2 separate regions of the Homo sapiens genome follow, and region 2 is linked to region 1. Evidence: chromatin loops called from intact Hi-C (ENCODE). Cell type or tissue: sigmoid colon. All regions are shown on one strand. Links, peaks and the distances in the headings refer to the core of each region. The heading gives the core; the rest is flanking DNA.

The links. Hi-C counts contacts between places; a loop is a spot of excess contacts. Peaks named below come from ENCODE experiments on the same cell type or tissue, not always from the same donor. Only the 100,000 strongest peaks of a DNase experiment are listed, where the experiment ranks them.
Region 2: it touches region 1 in a loop (5-fold over the local background); 10 of 110 quality-filtered maps call a loop at or near these places.

What each region holds. Positions count from the first base shown.
Region 1 is chr13:30,127,240-30,137,078 of GRCh38, forward strand. No RefSeq gene overlaps it. Among named protein-coding and RNA genes, the nearest start is that of LINC00384, 21 kb to the right of the region's middle. In sigmoid colon, for the core only: a CTCF peak has its summit at 5,491 (motif pointing right); a DNase peak (open chromatin) is centred at 5,502; H3K27ac peaks cover 338 bases.
Region 2 is chr13:30,669,615-30,679,453 of GRCh38, forward strand. It overlaps TRN-GTT2-4 (tRNA-Asn (anticodon GTT) 2-4), which reads right to left and starts at 4,423; the gene lies at 4,350-4,423. RefSeq lists a silencer at 4,273-4,782. In sigmoid colon, for the core only: a CTCF peak has its summit at 4,678; a DNase peak (open chromatin) is centred at 4,567; H3K4me3 peaks cover 1,176 bases; H3K27ac peaks cover 938 bases.

The DNA of each region.
Region 1 (9,839 bases), core at 910-8,909:
CAGCTGCCAGGCACACAGAGAAGCAAAGCCAGGCGGAAGGCTGGGAATCATGAGGAGGAAAGAGGTTGTCACTAAAGAGACCTTATCTTGAATAAGTCAGTAACAGCTACCATTTATTAACTACTGGATGCCAGTCTCTATGCTAAGCATTTTATATGTTATTTCATTAAATTGCAATAAATCTGCACTAGAACCTAATAAGAAGGCTATTGCCATTCCGCTTTACAGAGGAGAACCTGAGGCACAAGGAGGATGAATCACTCGTGAGGTCACTTCATTAGTAAGTGGCTGAGATAGAAGTCAAACCTAGATTTACTCCAAATGAAGACTCCAACCGCTACTCCATTGGGCTACTTCCTGCGTAGATCCCCCTGAAGCTGAGAGAGGGGGCCTCTCTCTCCTCCCACTCCCCGGCACCAACATGGTTTGGGAGCTCCAAAGTGCCTTTAGCATTCAGTCACCTCTGAGTGTCAGATGCTGCTGCAGGCTGGGATTCCATTTATGGCAGCAAAACGCCAAGCCCAATGGAAGACCCAACTCATTCCTTCTCTCAACACTGAACTCTACCCAGAAGCCAGGTGGTCAGTCACTGGTCAGAAGGGACCATTTCCTTCAGTGGGGCAAGAGATCTGATTGAGGACTCAGTCACCCATGGAACCTCTAGGCACTTTTAGGGCCTCCAAGCAAACCATGAGGCACTAAGAATTACGGCAGGGCTGCCCCAGTAGAAATCACACGGTGTTTTAGAGTCAGTCTCTGAACATGGATGATTGAAGACCAGGCCCAAAATGATGCCAACCCATCCAGGGCAGCCTCAATAGCTCACTTGCCTGGGAGCGAGACTCTGAATTCAGAAGTTAGCCAGTGAGCATGGCAGTTCTGTTACTGCCTGCTTAAAGACCTTTGTTGTCAACATAGCAGAGTTGGAATGTGTTAGCCCAGCTCACATGAACTTTATGTAACATACTTCATTAGCTTTATATGCTATCCAACTCACACACTCTCCCTTATCTCCTTCCACACTAATCTTTCACTCCTCAACACCTGCCAAGTTCTTCCATGATCTGGGTCTTGGCACATGCTGCTCCCCATTCCCCTACCCAGAATACACTTCTCCTGTTCTCTACCTCATGCACTCCTACATAGTCTTCAAGGCCCAGTTCAAATGTCCCTGCCCCTCCAGAATCTTCCCTGACCCCCAGAAGTTACTTCTTTTATGCATCACATAGTCGATTATTCAGACATCTGTTATACTAATTAACTTGTAGGAACTCTTTTTCTTTTCTTTTTTTTTTTTTTTTTACAGTGTAGCGGAGGAAGTTTATTTACGGATGTGGGGAGAACATGGTAAAGGCCCCTGGGCTGGCCAGCAAGGGGGCAAGGAACTCTTACAGCTTGTTAGGTATGTCTTCCCAACTAGGCCCTGAACTTCTCAAGGTTGCAGTTGCAACAGTGATGATAATGGCAACACTAACTAGCTGTAGCAGGTAGGGTGTATGGCTTGGCAGAACGTCTGTGTAATTATTAGCAAACCACCACTGTGTTGATTGAATAGGTGTAAGATTCTCCCATCTTGCTCTGCTCATGCTTGCAGCCCACATTTCCTGTCTCAGAACCTGTATGTGCATATCGCTGGTTGATGAACCCCATCTGGCTCTGCAGTTTGACTATTCCTGCAGTTTTCACTTTTCTCCTTTCTAGTCATCCTTTTTTTCCATGCTGTTGGTCTGTCTTCATGAAGTTTCATCTTGCTCTTTTTTTTTTTGAGATGGAGTCTCGCTCTGTGGTCCAGGCTGGAGTGCAGTGGCACAATCTCGGGTTACTGCAACCTCCGCCTCCTGGGTTCACGCCATTCTCCTGCCTCAGCCTCCCGAGTAGCTGGGATTACAGGCAACCACCACCACGCCCAGCTAATTTTTGTATTTTTAGTAGAGATGGGGTTTTGCCATGTTGGCCAGGCTGGTTTCCAACTCCTGACCTCAGGTGATCCACCCACCTCAGCCTCCCAAAGTGCTGGGATTATAGGCGTGAGCCACCATGCCCAGCCAATTGCTTAAAACTTTTAAAACTTTAAGTGAATAGAATCTAGAAATGCATACCAGTCTTCCAAAGAATCACTAATAGTTGTTATATATCAGTGTCCAAATCTTAATCATAAATGATGTGATCAGTGAGTGATTCTTGAACATTCATTGCTGAGGGTGGTCATAGCACTTCACACTCCACCATCCTTGGGAAGGCAGCAGAAGCATCATTGGTGCAGATGCAGGTATTGTAACTGCTATTCCATAGACAGATGGAAGTGGCATGCAGGAGAGGCAATAACCCTCCCACAGTCCTCACCACATGCCCCTCTCCTCCGCCTTGGGAGCTTTCCAAGCATGATAGTGGTTGGGCCTCACAATAACCTCTGAGAAAGCTGTTAGCATCAGGAAGTCAGAGAGGCCATCCGAATACACCCTTCTGACCTCCCCCCTCTTTACCTCAGGGCATAATGTGAAGTTTCTTCAACAGGACCCTCCCCATGAATGTTTGTAGGGCTCATGACTCAATCAATGAATGGATGGCAAATCCACTCATGTCATCGAGACATGAACACTTGGAAACTGAGGGAAATGTAGCTTCCTGTGAGAGTAGCAGGATGGTGATGTGGTGATGCCAGGATGAAGGGAATCATGGTGTCTAGAGGCTGGGCAATTTGACCCTTCCCAGACCCTGAGGACATGGGGTCTCCGAAGCAGATGCCCAAGTAAATCTACTCCAATATGGGAAGATGAAAGTAAAAATTCTATTCATAATTATTTTGTTTAAGAATAAAAGCTTGAGTTACATAAATATGTGATAAATAAATGGACAGTAGAATATGTGTGTGCATATGTATGCATATTTGTAATTTTTTTTTTTGAGACAGAGTTTTCCTCTGTCACCCAGGCTGGAGTGCAATGGCACAATCTCAGTTCACTGCAACCTCCACCTCCCGGGTTCAAGCAATTCTCCTGACTCAGCCTCCCAGGTAGCTGGGATTACAGGTGCCTGCCAACCATGCCTAGCTAATTTTTTTTGTATTTTTAGTAGAGACAGGGTTTCACCATGTTGGCCAGGCTGGTCTCGAACTCCTGAGCTCCAGCAATCTGCCCACCTCGGCCTCCCAAAGTGCTGGGCGTGAGTCACTACACCCGGCCGCATATTTGTAATTTAAAATAAACATACGTAGATGAGGGTACACCTGCCCCAACATTTTTCATCATAGAGAAGCATGGTCAGAATAGTTTGAAGACTACCAGCTAAGGTAGTGACAGCAAATCCAATTCACATCAGGGAGGTGGTAAGGCACAGGCCTGAGGAAGCCTCGATGCTCACGGACTGCCCTGCAGCAGGGTGGGATAAAAGTGTCACTCCAGAAAAGAAAGGAGGAAAAGTATCTCTCTGAGAACCCAAACTTCATAATCCAATTGTGAAACTAGTGTAGATTTTTAGTCAACAGAAATGTAATCCCTGTGTGCTGTAGGCATCTCTGACACCCAGAACTGATAGTGGCCAAACACCGTTAATAATCACTGGGCACCATTTACGGAGGTAACCTCCACCTTTAGAACTGCCACACCTGGGCCGGGCGCGGTGGCTCAAACCTGTAATCCCAGCACTTTGGGAGGCCTAGGCAGGTGGATTGCCTGAGCTCAGGAGTTTGAGACCAACCCGGGCAACATGGTGAAACCCATCTCTACTAAAAAATACAAAAAATTTGCCGGGTGCGGTGGCGCGCGGCTGTAGTCCCAGCTACTCAAGAGGCTGAGGCAGGAGAATTGCTTGAATCCGGGAGGCGGAGGTTGCAGTGAGCCGAGATGGTGCCACTGCACTCCAGCCTGGGTGACAGAGTGAGATTCCGTCTCAAATAAATAAATAATAAATAAATAAAACAAATAAATGCCACACCTGATTGTCACCACCACCTTATGTTCTACATTGTACCTCAATTTTACAGAAGAGGAATCAGGCTCAGAGAAGCTAAAGAAGCGGCCTGAGTCCCAGCTAGCAAACAGCAAAGCCATGATTTGGACAGAAGCCTGTGTGACTCCAAAACCCACGCTCTTTTCACTGTGATGCACGGCTAATACTGAGCTGAGTGATGGGAAAGGAGCTCTCTCTGTGGATTTCCAGGATACCTTCAAAGATCAGGTTGCTCTGTTTGCAGACGCAACTTTGCAAGGACAAGCTGTGTCTTCACTCACACTAGCTCGGCACAGGTTCTGAGCACCTTTTGCAATGGAAGTTATTTAACATGATCACAACAAAATGAAGATATTGAAAACCTGGATGTGAATTCTGAAACCAAGAAATTATCCCATGTTCTCCAAGACCTTGCACCCCTTGTGGCCATGCTAGGCACATGGACCCAAACCTTCAGAGAGGCTGTTGTCAAAAGACGAGATGTTGGCCAGGCGCGGTGGCTCACGCCTGTAATCCCTGCACTCTGGGAGGCTGAGGCGGGTGGATCACCTGAGGTCAGGAGTTTGAGACCAGCCTGACCAACATGGTGAAACCCCGTCTCTACTAAAAAATACAAAAATTAACCGGCCGGCGTGGTAGCAGGCGCTTGTAATCCCAGCTACTTGGGAGGCTGAGGCAGGAGAATCGCTTGAACCCAGGAGATGGAGGCTGCGAAGGCTTCAGTGAGCCGAGATTGTGCCACTGCTCTCCAGCCTGGGTGACAGAGCGAGACTCCGTCTCAAAAAAAAAAAAAAAAAAAGAGACTTGTTGTTTACCAAACTCACCCACAAACAGGAATGCACATGCCGTGCCCTCTTGTCAAATGTCAGTTATTAATAAACGCTTTCCCTTTTGTGTTAGAGAAGAAATAGCTCCTTCTCAAAGAATATGAATTTCTCTGTTACATGAAAATAGATGATCAGTTCTAAAAATTCATAACCCTGGTGGTGAGTTTGTTTTGAGAGTTTAATGATTATTTTTTATTTCCTTTCCTATAGTTGTTCACCTTTTCCTTGTCTTCTGAGATGAAATTATATCCAACACAAATTGCTAACTTTCACCTAGTATTCACAGGGTTAGTAACTGGAAATGGCAGGAGTTTGGGTATAGGAAAGAAATGAGTAAAATAGAAGGGGAGGAAAATCTCAGCTTTTTAAAACTGTGTTTTTAAATTTATTTTTAATCGACAAATATAAATTGTTTATATTTATCGTGTACAATGTAATGTTTTGAAATATGTGTACCTTGTGGACTGGCTAAATCGAGCTAATTATGCATTATCTCACACACCATTTTTGCAATGAGAAGACTTAAAATCTACTCTCCTAGCAACTTTTAAGGATATAATATCTTGTTATTAACTCTAGTTACCTCGTTGTACAATAGCTCTCTTGAACTCATTCTTCCTGCACAGCCAGCCCATTGTAAGCACCAAGCTGGCAGCCGGCTCCTTTGAGAGGGCTCCTGCTTGCCTTGTGTGACACTATCGGCTGCGGCCAGCAGGGGGCGGCTTCTCCTTGTTTGAGAGAGAGCCTCGCTTGGGCTGCTGTGTGCTGAGATGAAACGCGCCTGACCAGGGACCCGCCCCCAGAACTGGCAAGGAAGCTCCTCTCAGCCTTTGCCTCTGCAGAGAGGGCCAGGAAGGGCTGGTGGAGAAACGAACGCCTCGCACGTCCTCGGTGCACATGCGTTTATTCATTATTCAGTACTTGGGGGGGCACTCACTGAGGGTTGGACGTAGAGCCGGGGTGAGGACGGCAGAGAGGAGTGAGACCCGTCCCTGCTCTTAAGGGGCTCCATGTTGGGTGGGGGCAGAGGTCCAGGCCATAGCGACGGGGACCCGGAGGCAGGACCGAGAGCCCAGAGAGTTGGTGGCGCTGCCGTCCCTGCACTGGGTGGGCCGTGCTGGGAGAAGGTCCCGGGGATCACTCCTCCTAGGCCGCCGGGGCAGTCTCTCCAGCCACCCTCTTTCCCCAGAGCCAGCGGGCTGGGGTTCTTGGTTTAGACTCTCTTCTCTCCTGTCCTGGAGGACCAGCCATTTGACGCCCTTGTCCACTGGGAGGATGTTTTCCATGATTCCACTTCTTCCCTTCCTCGGCCACCTAAGGCAGGCCGGCTTATGCGTGACTGTCAACCGAGGCAGGCCACAGCGCTGTGGGCAGGCGGTTTTGCACGTATCCTTAGTGACCCTGAAGGCCCAGCCTCTGCTGGCTGCCTGAGCCGAGGGTTTTACTTCTTTTCATTTAATCACTTTATTGGTCCTTGCCGGGAGGGAGCCCATGGGTCCTGGTAAAAGTGCATCTCCCTGTGGTTCTGGGGCTGATCCTCCTTCTGGAGCAGAAGACAGAGCTCAGTGAGGACCGCCTGTGCTGCCTGCCTGGGACGCCCCAGCCGCAGGGCCGCGCAGGCGTGTTTCTTTGAGAGCCCTCCCCTGGAAGCTCCCTTTCACTCCACCCTGTTGATAAGGCCCAGGACAAAAAGCAAGCAACCGCTGGAAACACACCTGCTGGAAACACGCCTCCAGTGCCAGCCCAGGAGGTGGTGGCCCTGTCCTGACGCCCCGTCTAGCCACCGGGCCAGAGCTGGGAGCCCCATAGTGGAGTCTGTGTCCGGCAGGTGTCTCTGGACAGCTGAGGTTCTTGTAACCAAAGAGGTTCGTTTACCTCCTTAGATCACCCAGGGACAAGTGATGTGTTTTGTGGCCTCGGATCGTTCCGTGCTGTCTCTGGTGGGTTATTTATTCAATGTTCTAGGTTGACTTGTCTGCTTTTAAAAAAAATAAAACAAAATAAAAGGAAGAGTAGGAGAAAATAAGAAATTCCAGGGTTGTTATGAAGCCAGAAATCTAAAAATAACTTCGGTAAAGACTCAGTTGTGGCTTCTCTTTATTTTGAAAGAGCAACAGCTAATGACCAAAACAGGCTAGCTTTGTCCTGGCCGGTGACAGGCCACTGGACAGTGACTGCATTGTAACCAGGGACACACGGCCTCCCGACAGACAACACTCCTGCCAGATGGGGCAGCTCGTTCAGTGAGTGACTCCTTCCGTCAGCAGGGGCAAGGGGCAGGGGCCCTAGGTCCTGCCAGCTCTGTGGCTTCCAGGGTTCCTCTGGGGGCCTCAGCTTCATCCATGTGAGCAGAGACGAACAACAGGGGAAAGGTCACCCACAGAGGATTTAAAGCAGTGGCCATAAAGACATCCACTGATCTCCAGAAAGCCAGGCACTGCGCCCTCTGCCACCATCTTCAGATCTCATAATAGTGGAGAAATATTTTGTGGCCCTTCTGGCTACCATGCACTGTGCTAATGGCTTTGTTTTTATCACTTTATTGAATTGTCACAACTCTGTAAGACACCCCACTTTACAGCCAAGAAGACAGAGGCTCTAAGAGGTGAAGTAACTTTCGGAGCTTTGCAAAGCTAGCAAGTTGCAGAACCTGGCTCTAAACCCAGATTTAACTGTCATCCAAACCCCTGCTCTAGCCAAACCCCTGCCCTAGCCTTAACTGCTATGCTGTGCTGGTTTGGCTGTAAAACCATGATTCAGTGAAAACAAATATGAGCCTGACAGAGCAGAAAGAAAGTCCTAATGTGGAGGGTTACAAAGCCTTAGGGCAGCTCCTGAGAAAGACACAAAGCCATCTCTTATGAGCTTATTCAGTCCTCTGCAAAAAGAAAGGTCCTGGACAACGTGTTCCCTGCCAGCAACTCCACCCCCTAACAGATGTTTAATTGAACACCTACTATATGCCAGGAACAGCGGGGTATAAGACCAAGCCCTCACTCTAATGAATTTGAGCCCTAGGAGGAGAGAAGCAGCAAGTCAACTACACGCAAGTGAGTGATTAAAGGAGGAAGATAAATCCAGTGGGTGAGAAATGTGGTCAAAACAGGGCAACATGGAAAAGAAAGCTGACCTGGGGAGGCAGCGCTGGTGTGGGTGGTGCAGGGCAGGCAACCAGCCTGGGGAAGCCGTGTGAAGCCAAATCTGCATTGATTGTTGAACACCCATTAGCAAGGAGAGCTCTCCAACCATTGCGGGGGCAGCTCCTTCCAGCCAAGGGCCCAGCTTCAGTCTCAGGTGGGAACAGGCTGGAATCTGGTGAGGAATGTGACCCCATGCGTGTTTTCAGGAGGTCACGCTGGCTGCTGGCTGTAGAATGGGCCAGAGAGGGGCAGCGAGGAAACCAAACCAATGAGCCACTGGACATCAGTGATCCAGGCAAGAAGGGATGTGGCCTGCCCCCAGGGACAGTGTGAGAGAAAATGCCCTGCACGGCTCAAGCCCCCATAGACAGAGACTTCAACTCCACTCCCGGGAAAACCTTGGGAAAGGGCCACTTCCAGCCCAAGGGGGAGACAGACACCCCGCACTGCTGCACTCTCAGCTGGGTTCTCAGGCCCTCGCTCTCCTCCTTCCCATGGTGGCTCTAACCTTGGGGGACAGGGCAGTGGGGGACTGTGCTGGAGCCCCGGGGTGGCTGGGGTGACTGAGGGTGTCATCTGCCTGAGCTGGCCCTAGCCTGCTCTCCACCTGGTCTCAGCCATCCTGCTGATGCATGGCCTCCTTCTGCCTAACATCTGCATTAGCGGGAGCAAGAAGACAATATATGTAAGAACGATCTTGGAAGAGCAGCCAGCACATACCTGCCAACTGATTCTGGTTGTAGGGGACGAAGGATGAAGGGGTGAAGGATGCCTGTGAGGTTTGGGGCCTAAATAAGCAGATGCCTGGATGGCCATTTACTGAGACAAGGAAGATGGGCGGACACTGGTTTGCAGGGAAGTCCAAGAGTTCTTTCCATCCAGGGCTGACCTCCAAGTGCAGATGTGTAGTGGGCAGCTGGAGGAAGAACCCCAGGCAGGTGCCCAGGCCTCCTGCTGTCCACCCCAGAGGCCGCCAACCCTCCTTCCTTCCCTGTCTCCTTCTCCATTCCCACCCTGAGCCCCGTCCCCACCCTCAACTCACCGTCTCTCCCACTGTGACAAGAGTTACACAAGGACTGGAGGCAGCTTTGAAACTGTTTCCTCTCATGAACTTAATTTAAAAGTAATTAATTTTTTTAAAAGCCACTGGCTCAGTTATAGAGAGACCCACTGGATTCAGGAGAGGGTGAGCCTGGCGCCAGCCAGCTGTGTGGCAAGGCATCTTCTCCCTGGCGCTCCCATCTGGTGCCTCCAGCCTTAACGAAGTGGCAGTGATGCCAGATGGTGTTAATTCACACACTTACAGTGGATCAGGCCCTCCACTCCATGCATGTTATCTTATCCTCCCAGCGACCCTGGGGGGTAAGTAAATACTGTTATCCCCATTTTTCAGATGAGATAACTGAGGCTTGGAGGTTTTCATGAAAAACTAACCCAAGATCTTACAGATAACAAGTGATAGAGATGAGACTACAATCCACGTCTGTTGCCTCTGGCACCCTGTGCTCCAACCTCACAATCCACAGCAAGCCTGTCCTCTCCACTCTGATCTGGGCACCTCAGGCCTACAGAGCAGCCACACACAGGGTGGTGGCTGATGTCTGCTCCCAGGTCTGCACTTCTCAGCTGAGGAAATTCCACCACTGCCACCAGCACACAGAGAAACCAGAGCTCCATCCACAAGCACAGCTGTGTGTCCTCGCCGGCTGCTCCTGGCCCTCTCTCTCATCTCAACTCGTCCATGGTTCCAGGAGGTGAGGAGAAGCTGGCAAGGCAGGGACAGAGCCCAAGAGTGCCTTGGGTGCGTCTCAGACACCTTTCCTCAAAACAGTCTGGTCCCAGAACCCAAGCAGGACACAACGTGAGGACTGTGGGTGGGGAGGGGAAGCAGAGACCCTGGCTGGAATTCACGATCTGGCTCTGG
Region 2 (9,839 bases), core at 660-8,659, 540 kb after region 1:
GCCACCACGCCCGGCTAATTTTTTGTATTTTAGTAGAGATGGGGTTTCACCGTGTTGCTCAGGCTGGTCTTGAATTTCTGAGCTCAGGCAATCCGCCCGCCTCGGCCTCCCAAAGTGCTGGGATTATAGGTGTGAGCCATCATGCTCGGCCCTATGTGATATTTATTACAATGAATTCCAATGATCAGACCTATACTCAAGTATAAGTGAATATATCATTCAATGAAGTATAAATGATCATTATGTTCATATTCACACATACAATAATGTACTCAAGTTTATTGCTAAGGTAATTCAGAATCTCCTTATTTTGAAGTGTGCATTTGATATACCTGTTTGGGAATAACTAGTTTCTTATCTTTGACAGAAAATAATTTTGTTGTTTTGTTTTTACTAAAAAAGCATGGTGAAAAATGGCTCCATTTCTAAGAGAGGTAACTAAAATATCGCAATTTGCTGGGTGTCATTAAAGTAACTCACAAGGGAAAAAATGCAAATTGGTATCTGCTGATGGAGTAAATCTCCGCAGAAGTGATGACCCTGAAAGGATCAATATATTAAAGCCCCTCCCAGCTGGTCATTCCAGATTGCAACAATAAAGCATTAAGTGTTAAAACCTCAAGGCAGCTTTTTTTTTTTTTTTTTGTCTCAAGTCCTTTATTATTAATTTTATAGACCTACTTAATTACTAAGCCAAAAAAAATCAAACTTGTTTCTCTTTGTGACTTGTCAATAGTATTAAACTATTCTGGTTTTTTATTTTTGTGTTACCTTAAAGTCTCCAGTTTAGTAATTTTTCTGTACCTAAACACTTCGGATTTGACATGCTTTGTGGCCTTTATCAGTAGTTAGAATGTAAATCCAATAAATAAAGTAAAAGCCAGGTCTTCAAAACCTGGGGGCCAAGAACTCTGTTTTAGAGGGCCTGTGACTCTCTTGGACACTGGACAAAATCTCATCTCTAAATATGGATATTTTAGGGAGAGGGTCTTTAGGCTGTCATTTGGATTTTCACAGGGCTCCATGTATCCATAAGGTAGTCTCTTGGGAAGTTTGACTTCAATAAATGAAGTTTAACTTAAACCTAAAATGAAATTTAACTGAAAAACAAAATCCAATGAAAGATGCTTTCTTATGCAAAAACAAACAAACAAAAAAAAAACAAAAAAACCCCAAAAAACCCAAAGCCAAAGATTGTTTCTGAAATTAGGTTCTAGGTTCCAGAGCAACTCCATGGTGGGGAATCAGCCACATGTAAAGTAAGCTAAGAGTTTGGACAATTTGTAATATTTATTCCTAGGTTTCTTTAAGACCCTTTCAGATTTTGAATTCCTATTAGTAGCATCAGCCAGGTTCTAAATGTAGGCATCACCATAGACACTTCCCCACTGCTGCAGTCCCCAACACTTGCCCAATTTTCCCTTGAATTGCACCCATGCTGCCTTCTCCAGGCCTATTTGAACCCAGAACCTCGTTGTGCCTCGTTTGAAATATAATTTCCTCCTAACTAGTCTCTGATCTACTATTTCCCCTACATTGCTGCCACACTAATCACCTAAAATAGATTTCATTCTACCCTGAAACAGAAATCTCTAATAAGTTACTCCCTTCCCTTACGGGGTAAAGTTAGCCACATCCTAGGTATTCAAGGACCTTCCAGGAGCTAAGAACATTTCCCCTGCACCTTCTTGAAGTACACTTGTCCTATGTACTGGTTATGTTCATTTCTTACCCTCGCTCTCGTTTTGTCTGGAATTTTCCTTGGCCTTAAATGCCTCTCACCTGCCTGCCCACATCTCTCAGGGTTGTTTCAAATCCTCAATGAAGGCTCACAGCCCCAGTCTATGTTGGCCACTTACTTCGTGGCCTGGGAACATTTTTCTTTGGCTGACTTGCTGACACTCCATCAGATGCATTTTTATCTGGTTGTCCATCTGTGAACCATACCCTGAGAAGGCAGAGAGTGCCTCTGCACTGAACATGTGCTAGGGGACAGGTCTGTGCTAGAGGGGCAAGCACTGGGAATGAAGAACTGGTCCCTACTCCCAAGGAGTTCATATCTCAGTGGAGGTGACAAGCAACTCACTGTTTCCGGGGGTTGTGGTGACTGCTGGGAGAAGGGGTGTCTATATTAGATCGAAGCAGCATCAGGGGAGGTTCCCTGAGAAGGTGATGCCTCAGCGGATGTCTCCCAGCTAAGTGGGGTGGAGGTGGAGAAGGGCAGAGCAGGGAGAGGATCTAGGTGGGGCGTGTAAGTCTGCATGGGTAACTCAGGGAACCCTTGGTAACTGCATGTAACTGTGTGAAGCTTTCATGAAGGAACATGGTAGGAGACTAGGGTATGGACTATAGAAGCCCTTTTGCTAAGCTCAAGAATTTGAGGCCGGGAGCGGTGGCTCACGCCTGAAATCCCAGCACTTTGGGAGGCCAAGGCGGGCGGATCACGAGGTCAGGAGATCGAGACCATCCTGGCTAACATGGTGAAACCCCGTCTCTACTAAAAAAAAAGTACAAAAAATTAGCGGGGCGTGGTGGCGGGCGCCCGTAGTCCCAGCTACTCAGGGAGCTGAGGCAGGAGAATGGCATGAACCCGGGAGGCGGAGCTTGCAGTGGGCGGAGACTGTGCCACTGCACTCCAGCCTGGGCAACAGTGCAAGACTCCATCTGAAAACAACAACAACAACAAAAAATTTGAAGTGTATCTTGAAGGAAATCCCTTGGAGCCTAAAAATGATCATTGATAACAGAAAATGATCTCTGCTCTCGCCTAGGGTAATATATTCAGCTTCAAAGTGGAAGGGCATGTTTTCCAAGGGCATGTTTTCTAAGTCCCTGTAATTGTAGTGATAGCAAATATATGCCCTGCATCTTGAAATGTAAGACTAGGTTTGAACAGTATATAAATTATCTTATGATCTAATTTCCCCTCATTTTGTGGTTTCTACTATAAGCTACCCAGAAGTGTAGACAGGACGTTTGGAATTTGATGGGCATCGGAAAGATTCCTACCTAAGAACATTTTTTTTTTTTTTTTTTTTTCTGAGAAGGAGCCTTGCTCTGTCACCCAGGCTGGAGTGCAGTGGCACGATCTCAGCTTACTGCAACCTCCACCTCTCAGGTTCAAGTGATTCTCCTGCCTCAGCCTCCTGAGTAGCTGGGACTACAGGTGTGCACCATCATGCCTAGTTAATTTTTATATTTTTAATAAAGGCAGGATTTCACTATGTTAGCCAGGCTGGTCTTGAACTCCTGACCCCATGATCTGCCCACCTTGGCCTCCCAAAGTGCTGGGATTACAGGTGTGAGCCACTGCGCCCGGCCTCTAAGAAAATTTTTGAGAGCTACTTGTTCTGTTGCCTGGAATTCCACCGTAAGTACGACGTTGTGTCTCCTTCTCCAGGGCTACTAACTAAACAACAGAGGGTATTGTGTTATCGACAATTATTTGATTGATAACTATCAGCAAACATTTGCCAAGGCATTCCTTTAAAGATAGCCTAGTGACTCTATTAACTACTCCTTCTTCCAGGCTTCTAAGTTCTGTTGGAGGTAAGTAGATCCCAGAGATAAAGCACCTACCATAGGACCTGAATCTTGGTAGAAATAAATTATATCATCATGTTATCATATTATCATGTGTTTTTCTATCTTTAAAGTCTTATGTGAATATTCTGCTTGAAAAATATGTGTCCTCTGTTAGACCAGAGTTGAAAATATGTTATTCAAGAACTTGTAACAGGAACCCGCACAATTTCTGCTGGAGTTTAATTTCAGGGTTAATTCTGTCAGCAATCTAAGGTAAACATTAACATTTTTCCCTAGATTCAAGTCCGTTGTCCAAAAGCTGTAACAGAACTTAACTGAATAAATAGTTTCTTAAGATGGTAAGCTTCCATATGCTTATAATGACTCCTCTACACGTTTTCATCTGGAAGGCTGCTCATGCTTTTGGAAGCAAAGAAGACAATCTTAAATAACTACATTTGCTTTTTGGTGGTGCCAGATTTTTCTGAGAAACACCAATGGAATTTATAAATTCACCAGTCAATGGGCAATTGAGTTGCTGTTTTGCTATTACCACTGCCGTTTGTGAGCATTGTTGGGAAGGTGTCTTGAAGCACACGTGCAAGTTTCCCTTGGATAAGTAGTAGGAATAGAATTGCCAAACCATGGCTTCCAGTGCAGACACAGTCTCTCCCTTGGGCCCAGCCACTAGGCACCACACATTAAGAGGATATTGTCTGTCCATGTCCTAGAAACGTTGTAGCATCATGCTCCTATTCGATTAAAAATCTCATTATTAAAATGAACCATCGGGTAAATGTTGTCTCGGGAAAAGAAGCACTGACCGTCCCTGGGTGGGCTCGAACCACCAACCTTTCGGTTAACAGCCGAACGCGCTAACCGATTGCGCCACAGAGACCCAGTTACTCAGGCCGCGCTGCGGTGTGTACAGATTTCCGCGGCGCCGGCAGCCGCTCTAGCCACCCTGGGCGTCGCCACCCCAGGCGTTGCCACCCCAGGCACGGGCTGAGAAGTCGCGGGGCGCGCCGAGGAGGCAGCGGAAGCGGCCGAGGTGCCCAGCGGCCGCCGCGGGGGGAGAGGCTGTGCCCCGGCGCGCGGGAGGGGGCGGGCGAGGCCGCGTGACTCCGGGCTTCTCTGGGGACGAAGCGCGCCCCTCGTGGCGGCAGCGGCCAGTGGTCCGCAGTCGGCCCGGACTCGGGGTAGGAAAGATCCTCTCAGCAATGGCTGCGCGCCATGCGTGCTCTGCGGCGGGGACCGTGCCGGCCGGGCGCGCCACCAGTAACCAGGGACCCAGGGGAGAACCTGCCAAGGGGAATAGGTCGCACGGAGAGAATACGACACGCTTGGAGGGAAGAACCACGTGCTGTACAGGTTTAAAGGATGGAGAGTCACGTGCGCTTAGGTCCCAAACTTAAGGGACCTAACCCTTTTTCTGGGTTGCCGCTATTGCCCCTTCTCCTTAGACAGTTTTTCATCTCATCACCTCTCACCCCGTAAAATGCAACGAACATAGATAGGCTGTGTATCAATGTAGACTGTATGTATATCTGTGCTTCGTACATAAAAAGAATATGATTTTTGCCACCTTCTAAGAACCAATTTGCACCCCATTTTGAGGCATATGGCCTCTGTTGAGATTGCATAGTTTAGGGGACATCAAAAAAGCCTTATAGAGGGACTGGCAATTAAGATAGCCTTTCAGTTTGAAATGGCCATTGAAGGCTTCTCCCTTTCCCTGACTTCTGAATTTTTTTTTTTTTTTTTTTTTTTTTTTTTTGAGATGGAGTCTTGCCCTGTTGCTGGAGTGCAATGGCGCGATCTCGGCTCACTGCAACCTCCGCCTCCCGGGTTCAAGCGATTCCTGCCTCAGCCTCCCGAGTAGCTGGGAATACAGGCGCCTGCCACCACGCCCAGCTAACTTTTGTATTTTTAGTAGAGGCGGGGTTTCGCCATGCTGGCCAGGCTGGTCTGGTACTCCTGACCTCGTGATCCGCCCGCCTCCGCCTCCCAAAGTGCTGGGATGACATTACAGGCGTGAGCCACCGTGCCCGGCCAATTTTTTTAGGCGCACTGTTCAGTGGCACTAAGTACATTCACATTGTTATGCAACTATCACCGCCATCCATTTCCAGAACCTTTTCATCTTCCGAAACAGAAGCTCCCTACCCATTACACGGTAACTCACGATTCCCCTCCTCTAGTCGGAACAATCACCATTCTACTTTCTGTCCCTTTGAATTTGACTACTCTTAGAGACCTCATGTAAATGGAGTCATACGGTGTTTGCCTGTGGCTGGCTTATTTCACTTACCATATGTCTTCAAGGTCCATCCACGTTGTAGCCTGTGTCAGGATTTCCTTCCTGGATAAGGCTGAATAAGCTGCACTGTATGCAGGTATCGCATTTTGCTTTTCCATTCATCTCTCCGTGAACATTAGGGTTGCTTCCACCTGCAGCTATGAACATGGGTCTACAAATAACTGATTCCCTGCTTTCAATTCTTTTGGGAATATACCCAGAGATGGAGTAGCTGGATCACATGGTTTGCTATTGGCTGTACCATTTTACATTCGCACCAACAGTGTACAAGAGTCCCTATTTCTCCTCATCTATTTTTTTTTTAAATAATGGGCATCCTAATGGGTATGAAGTATCATCTCATTGTGGTTTTGCTCTGCATTTCTCTAACGATTAGTGGTGTTGGGCATCTTTTCCAGACACCACCAATCTGAATTCTATGGCCCTTCGTTTACTCACTTCCTCCCAGCAAGAGCCATTTCTGCTTCAGCAAGGAGGAAGCTGCGACTGATAGAGGGAAAGGGCCCAGGGGGCTTGCAGAGTGGGGCCTGTGCCATGCAAGGAGAGGAGAAGAAGGTGGATCTTTGAGTAGGACTATCTGGAGATCCTGCTTTCACAAGGTCCTTGCTTGTGTGCTGGGCAGCTTTTGGAGCTAGTTATCTTTATTTTAGCCCTTGAGGGATATTTAGGCATGTGGTGCTTGTGAGCAGCCAATCCATGAAGAAGGAACTGATGGTCTCCACCTTGGAAATATTGGAAGAGATAATGCCGTCCAAATTGCAGTTTTAGAAGTTAACTTAAAATTATGCTATTTTAATGGAATTTTGGGTGCATTTCCATTTTCTTCTTAAGAATTGCTGGAATTTCTTAAGTGTTTAGGTGATGATCTCTTTTTGTGATTCCTTTTTTAAAAAACAACAACAAAATCTTTCAAATACATAAGAAATAGGCCGGGCACGGTGGCGTAATCCCACCACTTTGGGAGGCCGAGGAGGGCGGATCATGAGGTCAGGAGATCAAGACCATCCCGGCTAACACGGTGAAACCCCGTCTCTACTAAAAAATACAAAAAATTAGCCGGGCGTGGTGGCGGGCGCCTGTAGTCCCAGCTACTCGGGAGGCTGAGGCAGGAGAATGGCATGAACCCGGGAGGCGAAGCTTGCAGTGAGCCTAGATCGCACCACTGTACTTTAGCCTGGGCGATGGAGCAAGACTGTCTCAAAAAAAAAAAAAAGAAAAAAAAAGAAAGAAATAGACCTTTATTTTTCTGTAACTCCACAAAATTTCTATTTTGATTCCCTATTATTTTGCTATTGTCAACACAGTCTCAGTCAATTCAAGATCCTGTTTGTGCCTTTCCCTGGAGTCATTTCCAAGTGCTAAGGCTTTGGTCCATGAGTCGCATGTGCACACTCATGGCTGTAGAGGGAGTTTTGCTCCCGGTGAAGGTCTTGGTGGCTCTTCTATACCTTGATTGAGGGAAAGGAATCTTATGTGAAGTTAGCTTTGTTGTATCAGATATTCCATAAAGCCATTTCTGGGACAGTCCCCTCTGTTTATCGGACCACAAGCTTCTCTGTCCTCATCAAGCCCACCTTTATACTTCATTTCTCCAGACTTCATGTCCAGACTGTGGGATGAACAAGTGGTTATAAGGTTTTAGAGGCTCCTGTAGGACTAGATGGAAGGCAAAAAAAGGAAATAACCTTTAAGCATGCTCTCGATTCCTTAAATCCCATCTGAAAGTCTTAAGGATGTCTTCTCAGTCATACTTATTTGACAATATTACCTAATTTTCTCCATTAGCCCAAGCTCAGGGGTCTTTCTTCTTCCATATTCACATGGGTGCAATGGTTTTCTGAAAGGAAAACAGCATTACTAGGGCAGTAACATTTAATTAATCACAGGTACTTATCAAACTACAAAACAGGCATTCCAGGAACTGGGTGTTTCTGTTTGTAAAATTACACTCTCGTGTACATGCTCCCACTAAAATGTAAGTTCGCTGAGGATGGAGGTTTTGGTCTCTTTGCTCTGTGCTGTAACCCCAACACTGCAGCAGGGCCTGGCACATAGCAGGCATGCAGGGACTATGCACTGAATCAATGAGGAAATGAAAACCAGGACCATGAAGTAAACTGGACAAAATAAAATGTGATAGAAAATCTAAATTCCTAATACATAAGGAGCACTTATCAATTGATATTTACAAAATCTTTTTACAATTCAATTAAAGACAACATAAAACAAATAAGAATGGGGACAGGAACAGAAAATTCCCCCAAAGAAAAAAATATATATACATGGTACAGCCATTGTGGAAAGCAGTATGGAGTTCTCAAAAATATTAAAATAGAACTATCATATAATCCAGCAATCCCATCCCTGGGTATATATCTAAAGGAAATGAAATCAGTACCCCAAAGAGGTGTCTGCACTCCCATGTTTATTGCAGCATTAGTTACAACAGCCAAGATATGGAATCAACCCATCAGCAGATGAAAGGATAAAGGACATGTGATACATATACACAATGGAGTAGTATTCAGCCTTAAAAAAGAAGAAAATCCTGTCATTTGCAACAACATGGATGAGCCTAGAGAACATACTAAATGAAATAAGCCAGGCATAGAAAGACAAATGCTGCATAGTCTCACTTAGGTGTGGAATCTAAAAAAGTCAAATTAAAAAAAAATGTCAAGCAGAGAATAGAATGGTAGTTGCCAGGGACTCTGGGAAGTAGCAGGGGTGGGGGTGGAGGGGAGGGGATGGGCAGAAGTTGGTCAAAAGGTACAAAGTTTCAGGTAGACAGGTGTAAGTTCTGGGGATCTATTGTACAGCGTGGTGACTGTAGTTAATACTGTATTGTGTACTTAAAAATTGCTCACCAAAAATGTTCTCACCAAAAAAATGATGTTTGGATATGTTAAACAGTTTGATTTAATCATTTTGACGTGTGTGTGTGTGTGTGTGTGTGTGTGTGTGTGTATACATCAAAACATCACATTATATACCATATACAATTAATATATACAATTTTTGTCAAAGAAAAAATGCACATGACCAATATGATAAAAGTTTAGTCTCACTAGTAATAAAAATCAAAATTAAATGAAATAAAAATTTCTTTCCCCAAATCGCAAAAGAGAAAGAAAGGTAATACTAAAACACAGTCACGGTGTAGTGAGAGGGCTGCTCTCACACAGGACTGATGAGAATAAAATTGGAGAGCAGTGTGGTAATATACATATTAAACAATGTATATACCCTCTCATTTTAGAAATTCTATATTAGAAATCCATCCTAAGAAAATAACCAGGGATGTGATCAAAATTTTGAATGCAGCAGCACAGTATTATTTATAATAGTTATAAATAAGAAACAACCTGAATGTCCAGCAACAGGCAAAAATGATAAATAAATTGTGGCATATTTAAGCTGGTGGCTCATGCCTGTAATCCCAGCACTTTGGGAGGCTGAGGCAGGAGGATCTCTTGAGGCCAGGAGTTTGAAACCTGTCTGGGCAACATAACGAGACCCAGTCTCTACAACATATTTTTTAAAATTAGGTGGGGCATGGTAACTCATGCCTGTAATCCCAGCACTTTGGGAGGCTGAGGTGAGCAGATCACCTGAGGTGAGGAGTTTGAAACTAGCCTGGCCAACATGGTGTAACACCATCTCTACAAAAAATACAAAAATTAGCCAGGGTGGGGTGCGTTCCTGTAGTCCCAGCTACTCGGCAGACTGAGGTAGGAGAATCACTTGAACCCGGGATTCGGAGGTTGCATTGAGCTGATATCATGCCACTGCACTCCAGCCTGGGTGAGACCCTGTCTCAAAAAAAAAAAAAAAAGAAAAAGAAAAAATTAGCTGGGCGTGGTGCTGTACGCCTGTAGTCCCAGCTATTCCGGAAGCTGAAGCGGGGGGATTGCTTGAGCCCAGGAATTTAAGGCTGCAGTGAGCTATGATTGTGCCACTCCGCTCCAGCCTGAGTGAGAAAGCAAGACTCTGT